Regions from separate parts of the Homo sapiens genome. Here region 2 is linked to region 1. A link is an interaction called in ENCODE POLR2A ChIA-PET data of the cell type or tissue named here. Cell type or tissue: endothelial cell of umbilical vein. All regions are shown on one strand. Links, peaks and the distances in the headings refer to the core of each region. The heading gives the core; the rest is flanking DNA. Region 1 overlaps PODXL (podocalyxin like). Region 2 overlaps LINC-PINT (long intergenic non-protein coding RNA, p53 induced transcript).

Region 1 (6,587 bases), core at 1,223-5,222:
AACCTTGGACGTCTCTGTAGCTGCCCTCTGTCCTCACCTTGCCGGTCAGATCAGCTTCGCCTCTGCACACAGCTCTCAGGAAACACAGCTCTCAGGAAGCCTGGTCCCACTTAGTCCTCCAGTTATGTGGCTGTAGCCTTCTGGTCCTGAGGGGCAGTTTCTGGTAATGCACAAAGAAACCTGGCTCCTTCCTAATTGGGTCTTGAGCTGCAACAGGGATCCGAGGTGTCCCAGGACCCCCATAAGCTGGGCCTTGGGCAGGGTAGGAGGGGAAGGACCTGGGTTCCCCCACTGGCCTGTGGATAGGGAAGAAGTGTTTCTGCTCCCCATCTCTCCCTCTCACCTCAGAGCAGGTGAGTGCAGGGCCAAGGAAATACTGTCTTAGGGGTTTGGCTATGAGCTCTCAGTGACAGCAGCAGCCGGGGGCCAGTGACTTTGAAACCTGCGGGTGGTATTCCGTGGAGCTGCCTTGGGGGCCACTGAGGGCTTGGGGTGCATACCTGGAGAGGAAAATTAAGAGGAGGCCGATTTGGGGGGAGTTTTACGTCCATCCTCTTCACGAAGGCCTACTTTTAACTGTTCCGTATGATAGGTCTCTACGTAAGAATTCCTTTGACAAAAAATTTTGCTGTGATGGTGAAGAGAAGAAAAATGGAAATCTCTGCTGATGCCCTAGACTCTGCAGTTAAGAGGCTTGGATTTTAGCCACAGCTTCGACACTTGTTAGCCTTGTGATCTCAGACTTGTTCCTTGACCTGGGCTTCTCCAGCGGGAAAATAGGTATTGTGCCCTCCTCCATAGCAAGGGCTAAATAGGATCATGTAGGTGGTGCCTCTGATGTGCAGAAAGCATCCACACGTGTTGATTTTTTTTTTTTTTTTTTTTTTTTGAGACGGAGTTTCACTCTTGTTTGTCCAGGCTGGAGTGCAATGGCGCAATCTTGGGTCACCACTACCTCCGCCTCCCGGGTTCAAGTGATTCTCCTGCCCCAGCCTCTGGGGTAGCTGGAATTACAGGCATGCACCACCACGCCCACCTAAGTTTGTATTTTTAGTAGAGACGGGGTTTCTCCTTGTTGGTCAGGCTGGTCTTGAACTCCCAACCTCAGGTGATCCGCCTAATCAGCCTCCCAAAGTGATAGGATTACAGATGTGAGCCACCCGCACCTGGCATGTTGATTTTATTTCTTGTATTGGCGTCAGCCCTAGCCCAGTGTGAGTCAACAGACCCTGTTACCCCACCCCCAACGCCATGCTAGAGCAGCATCCTCTGCGACCTCACAGGGCCAGGTTTTCTTCTTCAAGGCCCTTCCCCATTACTCAGGCTGGGGGCCTCAGTGCGGGGAGGCAGGGTTAGTTGGAGACCGCAGTTTTAGATGAAGGTGGCCAGGGTGGGCTTAGCTAAGAAGCCACTGAGATGGCGCCCCCTGCCTTCCTATTCCTGCCTGGTGCTCCTCAGCTCACCCCTAGGGGGCACTGCCCTTCACTTTGGGGCTTTGAGTCAAAACAGACTTTTTTTTTTTTTTTTTTTTTTTTTTTGAGACAGGGCCTCACTGTGTTGCCCAGGCTGGAGTGCAGTGGCACGATCTCGACTCACTGCAACCTCCGCCTCAGGAGTTCAAGCGATCCTCTCACCTCGGCTTCCCCCATAGTTGGGATTACAGGCACCTGCCCCCAAGCCCAGCTGATTTTGGGATTTTTAGTAGAGATGGGGTTTCCCCATGTTGGCCAGGCTGGTCTTGAATTCCCGGCCTCAAGTGATCCGCCCGCCTCAGCCTCCCAAAGTGCTGGAATTACAGACGTGAGCCACAGCGCCCGGCCCAAAACAGGCTTTCTGAAGCCACCTGCACCCCGATCCTGGCAGCCCCCTAGGTGGTTAGCCCATAACGTGGTTAAATGCAGTCTTCCACCTCTTGGCTCTCTTTCTACCTGGATAAATGGCGCTTGTGATTGGGTAATCAGCTCCTGGACACGCCCACTGTACACTCCCTCCTAGCCCTGGGATCCCAGTCTCCCTTTCACTTTCCTTTCTCAGATCATCCAACCCTGAGCCTACCCCCTCTCTTGCACCAAATTCCTCTTGATGCCATCGAGCCAGGCAGTGAAGCAGGCAGTGACACGATGTTGATCTTTCTATGGCCAGCTCTCCATTTTCCTTCTCAGGAAAGGGAGGGCATGGGGGAGGTGCATGGAGCTACAGTCCAACAACTAGAGAAAGGAATATTTCCTCACAAGGCCGAAAAGTGGGAGGAAGATAGGAAGGGAAGGTAGGAAGTACTCACAGATCTGCCTTGGGGGCATTGCTCTGTGCCTCAGTTTACCCACATGGTAAGTCTGGGCTAGCACCATATGAGGTTTTTTATTTTACTTTTATATTCCATAAAGCAAGCTGTGTTCCAAACTGTGTCCAGTAAGAACATTTCGTAATCCTCAAGATTTTAATAGTTATGCTCTCAATGAATATTTAATAAAATGAATACATTTCCCTTCTTAGAAGGTCAAAATACATTATGATCTTACATGCTTTGAAATATCCTCTAAGGAAGATTACTTATTACCTTTGTTTAACCCATCATTCCCCAAACGTACTTTAACTATGGGACCATTTCCTTTTCAGCCTCCTCTTTTTAGTAGAACATCGATCTAGATTTAGTAGAACATCGAGAGGAACAGCTTCCTCTCTTTAGTAGAACGAGAGTGTTTAACATCTTGTGAAACACTCATGTTTCCCCAGGACATTTTGGGGGAAATACTGATGTGAAGATAGAGTGACCAACTGTCCCAGATTACCCAGTATAAACAGGTTATCCTGGGATGTGGGACTTAGAGTACTAAAACCCAGACAGTCCTGCGTAAAGACCAAGCTGGAAAAGCGTTAGCTATAACAACACACTCACATGTGTCTAGCTGAAATGAAGAGGGCCCTCTGACCTTAGGGGATTTATAGGAAACAACATGGCAGGTCGCAGCCAGTTTGAAGGCTGCTTGCCCCAGAGTCCATTGGGAACAAGTTACATTCCAGGCTGGTGGCCCCTCAAGAGTGTTTGCAGTGGTGTTGCTTCTCAGCCAGAAGTGGGAGGCTCTGTTAAAAGAATTATGGAAGTGTGTGTTTTTGATGTTTGATCTTTCTGCCCAGATGGGGGCAGACATTGTTTGCCGGTTGCCTGTGGCTGGCTCTTTCCTGTTGTGCCTCTGCCCCCTGCTGCTTTTTGAGTCCTTGACCCTGACAGCATCACGGTGCTGTTTTAGATCCTGAGTCCCGTCATCCTGTCATCCTGCCCCAGGAGCTTGGAGAAGGGGATTCCAGGATGTTCTGGTAGCCAGCACTGTCATAGTGGCTCACAGACAGTTCTGGATAAACAGGGCCTGCTGAGTGCATGGGTCTCATCCACCTTCATGCTGTCATTGTTCCTGGGAGTTGGTGGTTGAGGGGGTAGTGTGCTTGTTTGTTAAGCCACCAGCTTGCATGTGCTTTTCCAGCTGCAGCTAGCACCTAAGGCACTACTCGCAGGTGGGACAATGAGGAGGGGTGCCCATTGTTCAGCCAGATGCAGTCCTGCATCCTGCCCCGGGGGCACTGCCAAGCGTAGTACAGGGCGTGCGTGCGTAGTACAGGGCGTGCGTGCGGAGGCCCTGCTGCTCCCTCCCCAGGCCTGTGCTGTCCTAACTCCTGCCCACGCCTCCCTGATCTGGAGGCCCTGAGAGCACCGCCCAAAAAGTTGCTTCTCATCCTGAGGTCATCCTGGGTTTTGCTTCTCCATGGCTGGGGTTCTAGAGAGCTTGTGCTGTGGATCGGCTTCTGGGGAAGGGCAGGGTGGGAGCCGTCCTGGCCTTTCGTTCACCCACGGCATCCTATGGGGATTACACTTGGGCAGGGAAATTCTCTGGCTTTACAGCCCTGGATGAATCTGGAAGTCTGGTCCTGTTGACACAGAATCACATCTCTGAATGCCACAGGCACTCTAGGGCAATCATGTCCATGTGCCAGCTATAACTGGCCCTGGGGTCTCCTGTTGGCTAAGCGCTGGGTATTTGTGTGGGTGCGCCACATGTACACAGGGCTGGTGGCAGGCACAGTGAAGAAAACCAGCAGGGTCCATCTGAGTTGGGTGTTGAGCTGAGGAGTGGGTTTGCAAAAGAAACAGATCCTCTGTCCAGACACTCACAACCCAGTGTCCTCCCTGCAGGCCTCAGTTTCCTCATCTGTGAATGAGGAGCTGGCCCAGTGGCTCTCAGGGGCCTTCCTGTTTAGTATTTCCCATGGTCTAAAGCTGGGTGATTTCGGCCCCAGGACTGCTGGCATCATGGGACTGATGGGTGTGTGTGGCTGCATATGCAGAGGGAACCCAGCTGGACAGTGTGGATGTTCTCAGCCATTGGGAATGGCTGGAGGGGGCTGTTCTCATGCATTTGGCTTCTGGGGACAGGCAGTGACACCACGGATTCCTGGGTAATGTGAAGGGGGGCATGGACACATGTCCTGTAGTGTCCTGGGGGCTCTTCGTGTTTTGCTGGCCTCGGCCCTTTCTTCATCTCACTGCAGGTCAGATGCCTCCCTTTCCCCTGTCCAACAACCAAGAGGGGTGCAGCACCTGGAGCCAGGTATATGTGGGCACTCAGACCCCACAGGATTGGAGAGCTGCACTAGGAGTGGGACTACATGGTTCTTAGATGCCAAAGAAGGCGTGGTGGTGCCTGGTCCTCTGACTGCTTGCTCGTCTCTACTTGTTGGGCTGAGATCACATGACATCTAGGCTTCCTCTAGCTGTAACATTATGACTCTGGGATGCGGAGGAATGTGATGCCTGCATGGCTTTTAAAGAGCAGGGGACAAGGGATGGCCTGGCACTGTGGTTCACACCTATAATCCCAGCACTTTGGGAGGCCGAGGCAGGAGGATCGTTTGAAGCCAGGAGTTCAAGACCAGCCTGGGCAACATAGTGAGGCCCTATCTCTACATACAGTTTAAAAATTAGTCAAGCATGGTGGTATGGACCTGTAATTCCAGCTACCTGGGAGGCTGAGGTGGGTACTACTTGCTAAGCCTAGAAGTTTGAGAGGCTGTAGTGAGCTATGATTGTGCCACTGTACTCCAGCATGGATGACATAACAAGACCCTATCTTTAAATAAATATGAAAATAATAAGTTTAAAAAGTAGAAAACTGTGGCTTCAAAACATACATTTGGCTGAACTGATGACAAAAAAGAAAAGCAGAGAACATCCCAGCCTCTGGTCACAGAGCACCGTGAACTCAGCCCCAGCCTGTCCCTGGCCCCTGCGTCCAGCCCGAGGGGTGGCATCAGCTCCTCGTGCTCTGCATCTCTAGACCTTGTGCCAGCAAAGACCAGGCTGTAAGGGAAAACAAGAAAGGTGACAGCTCCTCGGACCAGGATCTCTGGATCCTGTGATCCTGGCTCTGCCTCTCCCTAGAAGCTGCACTACTGCCATGCTCTAGAGGGAGGGAGGCTCTAACTGGCGCTGTACATGCTTTCCAGACGAGAAATCCAAGGCGGAGGATGCTGGTGATTTTACCTAGAGTCACGTCTTGAGGCTCCAGGTACCCCCTTTCCACTTTATTTGTTGCTGTTATTGCTGTTGTCGTCGTTGAGACAGGGTCTCCCTCTGTCACCCAGGCTGGAGTACAGTGGCACAAACATGGCTTACTGCAGCCTTGACCTCCTAGGCTGAAGCGATCCTCCTGCCTCAGCTTCCTGTGTAGCTGGGACCACAGGCATGCACCACCATGCCTTGCTAATTTTAAAAATTATTTGTAGAGGTGAGGTGTCGTTATATTGCCCAGGCTGGTCTTGAACTCCTGGGCTCAAGTGATCCTCATGCCTCAGCCTCCCAAAGTGCTGGGATTACAGGCGTGAGTCACCGCAGCCAGCCTCCCTTCCACTTTGAATTAGCCTTCTTTTCTTGTTCTGGGCATGGGAGTGGCCAAATAAACTTGGCCTAGACATCTGGGCCTCTGCACCCACCTTGCAGGGTAGCCAGACTGGGCAGAGAGAGAGGGCAGAGAGAGAACGGGGCATGGAGCCTTGAGGGCCAGGGGGCAAGAGACGGTGCCTTCCTTTCCTCCACCCCTTTTGGAGCCCCAAGTCTGACTTCAGAATCAATCTTGTGTGATCTAAGCAAACCTGACCCCTTTCCTGACCTGCAAAACTTCAGAGGGAAATATTTTGCTCCCAGTTTCTTGGAAAAAGAAGAGCTGTGAGTTCACAGCTGTGCGCATGAGTGTGTGTGTATGTCATTGAGGCATGTACTCAGTCATGCCTCTGTCCCCCCTCTCTGATGTCATGAAACTACTTTTAGGGGATGAATGTTCAGCTGTTTGGACACCTGGCTCCAACTGGGGCTGGCCCTGAGATTCTTGATTCACTTCCCTAGGCGGTGCCCATAGGAAACCGGGCTTCCTTGACGAACTCTAGCGTCTCAAACACAGGGAGGGCCATGATGACTTGGCTTTGTTTAAAAGGAACATGGCCTTTAACTTTCCCTGCAGGCCCTGGCAGGGGACAAGGGAGCCAGTCCTCAATTGTTTAATGATATCCACTTACTTGGTTTGTTTGTCTTTTTTTTTTTT
Region 2 (6,587 bases), core at 1,459-5,458, 640 kb after region 1:
ACTCGGCAGTGCTTGTTAACAGAGGTGTGAATGCCGCGCCTTGCTTGCCTGAAGATTTCCACCCAGGATCCTGACAAAAGTCAGATGTGCACTTCAGAAAGGCCAGGCGGGCTGCAGTGAAGAGAATGACTCGAGGGGGTGCGGGTGTGGGACAGGCCATCGAGGCAAGGAGGCCAAATGGAAAGCTTTGGTCAGGACACAGGTGGTGATGGATTCGGGGGAGAAATGGGGGAGGGTGACGCAGGCAGAGTGGCCAGGGTTATCAAGTGGCATCATTCACCACAAAATGCAGTCCAAGAGGAAGCCCAGCTGTGAGGGGGGGACAGGTGGGGCCCAGGTGTGAGGGGGGATAGGTGGCATTCAGACATGTCAGTACACAGAGTCAATGGCAGAGACAGAGCCAGTGGGCAGTTGCACCATGTGGATAAGGACTTGAGTGAGACCTGTCTCCAAAGCAGGGGATCACTCTTCTAATTTTTTATATGGTGTTTTTCATTCTATTCTGACTCATTTGTAATAAAACCTCCTTTGTTTTTTATCATATATATTTCAGGTGTCAACATGCTGGTTTGATATAACATGTACAAAGCAAAATAATAACTTACACTCCAGCTGTGAGTGTACCATCTCACAGTTACCTTTTTGTGCATGTGTGTTAAGCCCACCTAAAATGCACTTAGAAATATTCAGTATCTTCACTGTGGTCATGCTGTACTGCAGATCTCTAGATGTATTCGTCTGACATCATTCCAGCTTTATACCCTTTGACCCACATCTCCCCATCCCCCCAACCACCTCTCTCTGTTTCTATGGACTGTATTTGACTATTTTAGATTCCACATATTACCTCTAATCCTCAAAGCTCTATTAGGGTTTTGTGTATTTCCTTCCAGCATTTTCCTACATACACACAATTTGCAGAATCAGCATAATTCTGTATAGGTACTTTATTTATTTATTTATTTTGAGATGGAGTTTCGCTCTTGTTGCCCAAGCTGGAGTGCAGTGGCACAATCTCGGCTCAATGCAACCTCTGCCTCCTGGGTTCAAGCAATTCTCCTGCCTCAGCCTCCCAATTAGCTTGGATTACAGGCACGCGCCACCACGCCCAGGTAGTTGTGTATTTTTAGTACAGACGGGGTTTCACCCTATTGGTCAGGCTGGTCTCGAACTCCTGACCTCAGGTGATCCACCCACCTCGGCCTCCCAAGGTGCTGGGATTACAGGTGTGAGCCACCACGCCCAGCCTGTATAGACACTTTCCTCTTTTTTTTTTTTTTTTTTTGAGACGGAGCCTTGCTCTGTCACCCAGGCTGGAGTGCAGTGGCGCAGTCTCGGCTCACTGCAAACTCCACCTCCCGGGTTCATGCCATTCTCCTGCCTCAGCCTCCCAAGTAGCTAAGACTACAGGTGCCCGCCACCACGCCCGGCTAATTTTTTGTATTTTTAGTAGAGACGGGGTTTTACCATGTTAGCCAGGATGGTCTCGATCTCCTGACCTCGTGATCTGCCCGTCTCGGCCTCCCAAAGTGCTGGGATTACAGGCTTGAGCCACCATGCCCGGCCTGTATAGACACTTTCTATCCCACTTTTAAAACAGGCATGTTCTCCCTATGCTTTAAAATGCCTTTAAAATATTTCTAATGGTGCTAATTCTCTAATTTGGGAGTGTCTAATTTGCTTCCAGTTTTTAAAAACTATTTTTTATTATAGTAATTAACCTTTTAAATACATGAATCTTGGGCATATTTTTAATGATTTCCTTAGGAGAGATTCCTTACAGTGAATTTCTTGAGTAAAAGGAGGTTAACTGTAAGATTCTTGATATACCTTGCTAAATTGTTTTCTAGAAAGCTTGAACCAAGTTCTGCACATTTTAGCAAAGTATGAAATGTCCTTCTCTCCATATCTTCATCAGCATTGAGTGTTCTCTCTTTTTTATCTTTAGACAAAAAGGTTACATTCTTTTTGGTTCATCTACTCAGAAGCTATTTAATGAATGTTCACTCCATGTCAGGCATGTGGCATGTTTTCATCTCTACCAGTAACGCTGAACTTTCTTCTTGTGTGCATCAGCCTGTTGTTTTCTTTTGTAAATGTTCTGTTCGTGTCCATTATCAACTTTTCTACTAGGGTGTGACTGTTTCTATGATATATTTATAACGATGTGTGTGTGTGTGTGTGTGTGTATACGATATTTGGGGTAAATACTTTTCCCAGCTTCTTTGACTTTTAATTTTGCTTATACTTTATTGGAAATACAGAACCTTTATTTTATTATTATTATTATACTTTAAGTTCTGGGATACATGGGCAGAACGTGCAGGTTTGTTACATAGGTATAAACGTGCCATGGTGGTTTGCTGCACCCATCAAACCACCATCTACATTAGGTATTTCTCCTAATGCTATCCCTCCCATAGTCCGCCACCCACCAACAGGCCCTGGTGTGTGATGTTCTGCTCCCTGTGTCCATGTGTTCTCATGAGAACCTTTATATTTTATGTAGTGGAGTAAGTTATTTTATCTTTTTTTTTTTCCTGTGTAACTTCTGTTACCTCAGGCTTAGGAATTCCTTCCTACCCAGAAGTTAGAAAATATTCATCTATTTTTTTTTAAAGTTTCATTTTTAACATTAAACTCACCAAATTAGAAGTAAGATGTGGCCAGGCACAGTGGCTCACACCTGTAATCTCAGTGCTTTGCGGGGGCTAAGGTGGAAAAATCACTTGAGGCTAGGAGTTCAAGACAAGCCTGGGTAACACAGTGAGACCCCACCTCTACCAAAAAATTTAAAAATTAGGCAGGCATGGTAGCATGTGTCTGTAGTCCTAGCTGCTTGGGAGGCTGAGGTGGGAGGATCACTTCAGCCCAGAAGCTTGAGGCTGTAGTTAGCTATTATCATGCTATTGCATTCCAGCCTAGGCAACAGAGCAAGAACCCTGTGTCTTTAAAAAAAAAAAAAAAAAAAGTGTGAAACAAAGATCCAAATGGACTTTGTTTCACAAAGTAAATCCCCCATCATGTTTTGAGTCATGTATCTTTCCCTATTTAATTTGTGGTGCTTCCTTTATTTTATATTTCAAGACTTTTTGCTATTATATCCAGCGGTAGGAGCCCATGAACTTGTTGGATATTGGTATGCACAGAAGATGCGGTAATACTTTTTTCCAATATTTTATTATGAAAAATACACTGGCTAGATTCTATAATTAATATTCTGTCACTTTACCATCTATTCACGTAATAATTCTTAAACTTCTCAAATCATTATTTGAATTTCAAAGTGGACTATCAAAGACATTTTCTCTAACCCTATTTTTCTCTAATTTGCAGTTTTGATTTCCAGGAAGCCTTTAGCAATTTATATTGTTAGTACAGTAAGAGAGTAAACAACACACTAAAATACCAAGAGAAACTACTTTCCAAAACATGTTTTAGTCGTTTAACTTTATGAATATGGCTAGCAAGGGGGCTTCCTGGGGGACAGTGCTGGGGAAAGAGCAGGCCCTAGGAATGGGCTTTGAAAGAAGACTTTTGCCACCGTCAGGTCACATTTGCAAGAGGCCATCGTCGTGGTCTGCCAGGGAACCCTTAGCAGAAAGGCTGCTTTGCCCAGGATCTGGCTTGCCGCCCCAGACCAGCCCTACCGCTGTCTGGCATTGAATGTCCCTGGTCCGCAGTGAGTGGCCAGTTGCATAGACCTTAGATCAAGGAGCTTAGTCACCTCTTTCCAGCCTAAATCATGAGCACCCTAAATTCCCATGGGTTGTTGAGACCTAATAGCATCCTGGCTTAGAGATGGGATTGCAGCTGGGTCTGCACAGGAAACTGGCCTACTGTGTCTGCCTCTTGGTGCAGCATACAACCAGCCACATGGAAAAACCCAGCCTGCAATAAAAGACTTGCTTTGGTCACCACCTGACATTAGCTGTGGTTTAATCTGTGTAATGTTTTTCTTCCCCCCCATCTAAGCCTCAATTTCCTATCCATAAAATATGTTGGTTTTGGCCAGGCGTGGTGGCTCACGCCTGTAATCCCAACACTTTGGGAGGCCAAGATGGCCTGATCGCCTGAGGTCAGAAGTTCAAGACCAGCCTGGGCAACATGGCAAGACCCCCCCCCTCTACTAAAAATACAAAAAACTAGCTGGGCGTCATGGCACATGCCTGTAATCCCCGCTACTTGGGAGGCTGGGGCAGGAGGCAGGACAATCGCTTGAACCCGACAGGCAGAGGTTGCAGTGAGCCGAGATCGTGCCACTGCAACTCTAGACTGGGCCATGAGCGAGACTCTTTCTCAAAAAAAAAAAAAAGTTGGTTTTATTAGATTACAGAGAATACTTTCTCTATCCAAAATCTGTGATTTTAATCTAGAACACTGAATGTAGGTCAGTATCCACCCCATTTTCAGAAATCTGGGAAGATCTTTTTTTGTTTTTCAGCTTCTCAGAATAAATACTTTCTAGGATGTTACAAACATGGATGAAGTTCACCAGAACAGATCCAGGGTTAACCTTTTAAAGTCATTAGATATGGCTCCAGTAAAAGGCATGAGAAGGCACCCGTGAGACCCTGCAGAGGAAGCCTCACTCCTGGGCAGCCTTACGGCTGACGAGCTACCTTACTGAGCATATTCCTGCCTCTACACCAGAGACTCACTCTGTGGTCCGGTGTCACCTCGATTCTAAATTCCCTGCTTCCTGGTGAATGATGCTATCACACTTTAGAAACCTGGCCAATAAATGCTTTGAAATTTAAGGATAGCTATCCTGAAAAAATTTAATATAACCTAAATTGATAGTCTAATGACATCAGTATTCAGAAGAGGCATTCTATTTCAGCAAGTGGTTTTCAGAAAAAAAAAAAAAATAAATAACCTGAGTTTTTCCCCTGCCACTCTCCCCTCTTGCTTTTATGCTGCAAAAAGAGCTTGTGGCTTGCCTGACACACCGTGTTGTTCTCTGCCTTCGAAGATCTAGCTCCCTCAGCCTCCCCACGTTGTCCACCTCTCCAATACCATTGCTCCACTGGGAAGCTGGCCCGGAGGTGCTCTACCACGTTCATCTCTCGCAGCCCAGGGCTGTCTTTAACGTTACAGAGACACAGATATCAAAGTGTTGCAATTTATTTGGCTTTCATTAATTTGCCGGAAGCAAGGGAGGGTAGATACAAAGTACTCCTCTAACCTGTTATTTTCCTTGCTGTTAAAATGTAAAGAAGACTGATGTAAGAATCTCTGCCTTCCACCAGTCATAACCATGGTATGCACAGAGCTTATGAATCATCTTCTAAATTCACAGCTAGTTTTAAAATTTAGCTTCCAGGCTAGATCTGCAGGAAATGATTGGGAGATCGTAAGTGCTATGGAGTGAATATGAAGTTACTTACCAGATCCCATAAAGTTAGCTCAGGGAATCCTGAGGAAGGTGTCACTCAGAAAGCTGCTTTCAAAGCTGAGTCAGACCTGCATGGTGTTTATTACCTCCATTGTGTTACCATGCCAAACATATAAATAGCTTCAAAGTGAGTTCAGATTAAAACACAGAAAAATCTTTGGATATATTCACAGGCCAGTGGGGGTCATGTAACAAGTCAGCAAGGAAAATAAAAGATATTTGAGGTACAGCCTCAACTTTTTAAGATGGATCTTGAATAAAAAGGTCTAATGAAATATTTTATGGTATTGCTCTCTGGGATTTAAAAAAACAAAGCAAAACAAAAAAACGAGGGCACTGGAACAATGTTTTAGATAGATCACGGGTGTTTTCCAGTATGCATTTTTAGTGCACTTACTTAACTGAGAGCCCTCTCATATGAAACTGGAATGTCACCACCATGTGATAAAGCGTAGACTAGCTGTGACCTAATACGTACTGATCATGACTAACGCAGAAGTCCAGGTCACTGCGGTTGTATTTCCTGTGGCCTCAATGTTCTGGGGTTAGGGTTAACAGGGATAATTCATTTCTGTGTTCAAGTCTCTAATTCTTCCATCATGTAAACTGTAAGTGGGAGCAGACTGGATTCAGCATTGCTACAAGAGAAAAACAACAAATAGGAACACCACCAACACCATGTGTTGGGAGCCCCATGTGCCAGGCACTGTGCCAAATACTCGATATTGATTATCTCTTTTAATACACAATCCTGTGTGGCAGATCCTACTATGAGACCCATTTTACAGATAGACAACTGAGGCTGGGGGAAGTTGGAAATGGAGGAGCCAGGATTCAAGTCACAGCAGTCTGGCTCCTGCGCCCAAGCTTTTAATTTGTATCCTATTCACTTTTCATAAATAAATGACTCGTGTTGGAGGTGTTTGTATCCTTGGGGCCACTCAGTTTTATTCAGCCAGCTTTCCTTGGTTGTGGTTTTAATGTGTTAGGGAAGAATGAATGTATTCCCCACAGCTGGGCATCTTTGTGCTGGATCACCTGGCCACAGCTCATGAATAGTGCAGATTATCACACCCCACCCCCATGACTCCAGCAAATGTGCTGTGGGTATAGGAGAGTATGTTCAAAAAAGGCAATTAACAAAGCAACTGTCCCAACTACCAAGAAAAACAAATGTGGCATAACCCAT

What was found. ChIA-PET counts read pairs that join two places held together with the same protein. Peaks named below come from ENCODE experiments on the same cell type or tissue, not always from the same donor. Only the 100,000 strongest peaks of a DNase experiment are listed, where the experiment ranks them.
Region 2: POLR2A ChIA-PET joins it to region 1 with 7 read pairs; 1 of 35 experiments calls an interaction of 5 or more read pairs at or near these places.

What each region holds. Positions count from the first base shown.
Region 1 is chr7:131,541,677-131,548,263 of GRCh38, reverse strand. All of the region lies in intron 1 of PODXL (podocalyxin like), which reads left to right. Among named protein-coding and RNA genes, the nearest start is that of PODXL, 12 kb to the left of the region's middle. RefSeq lists an enhancer at 3,042-3,885. In endothelial cell of umbilical vein, for the core only: CTCF peaks have their summits at 1,438 (motif pointing right) and 3,201 (motif pointing left); DNase peaks (open chromatin) are centred at 1,433 and 3,143; H3K27ac peaks cover 1,704 bases.
Region 2 is chr7:130,903,053-130,909,639 of GRCh38, reverse strand. The region is part of intron 6 of LINC-PINT (long intergenic non-protein coding RNA, p53 induced transcript); the gene reads left to right. Among named protein-coding and RNA genes, the nearest start is that of LINC00513, 7.1 kb to the left of the region's middle. RefSeq lists an enhancer at 5,049-6,248. In endothelial cell of umbilical vein, for the core only: no CTCF peak of the experiment used is centred there; DNase peaks (open chromatin) are centred at 3,839 and 5,389; H3K27ac peaks cover 2,877 bases.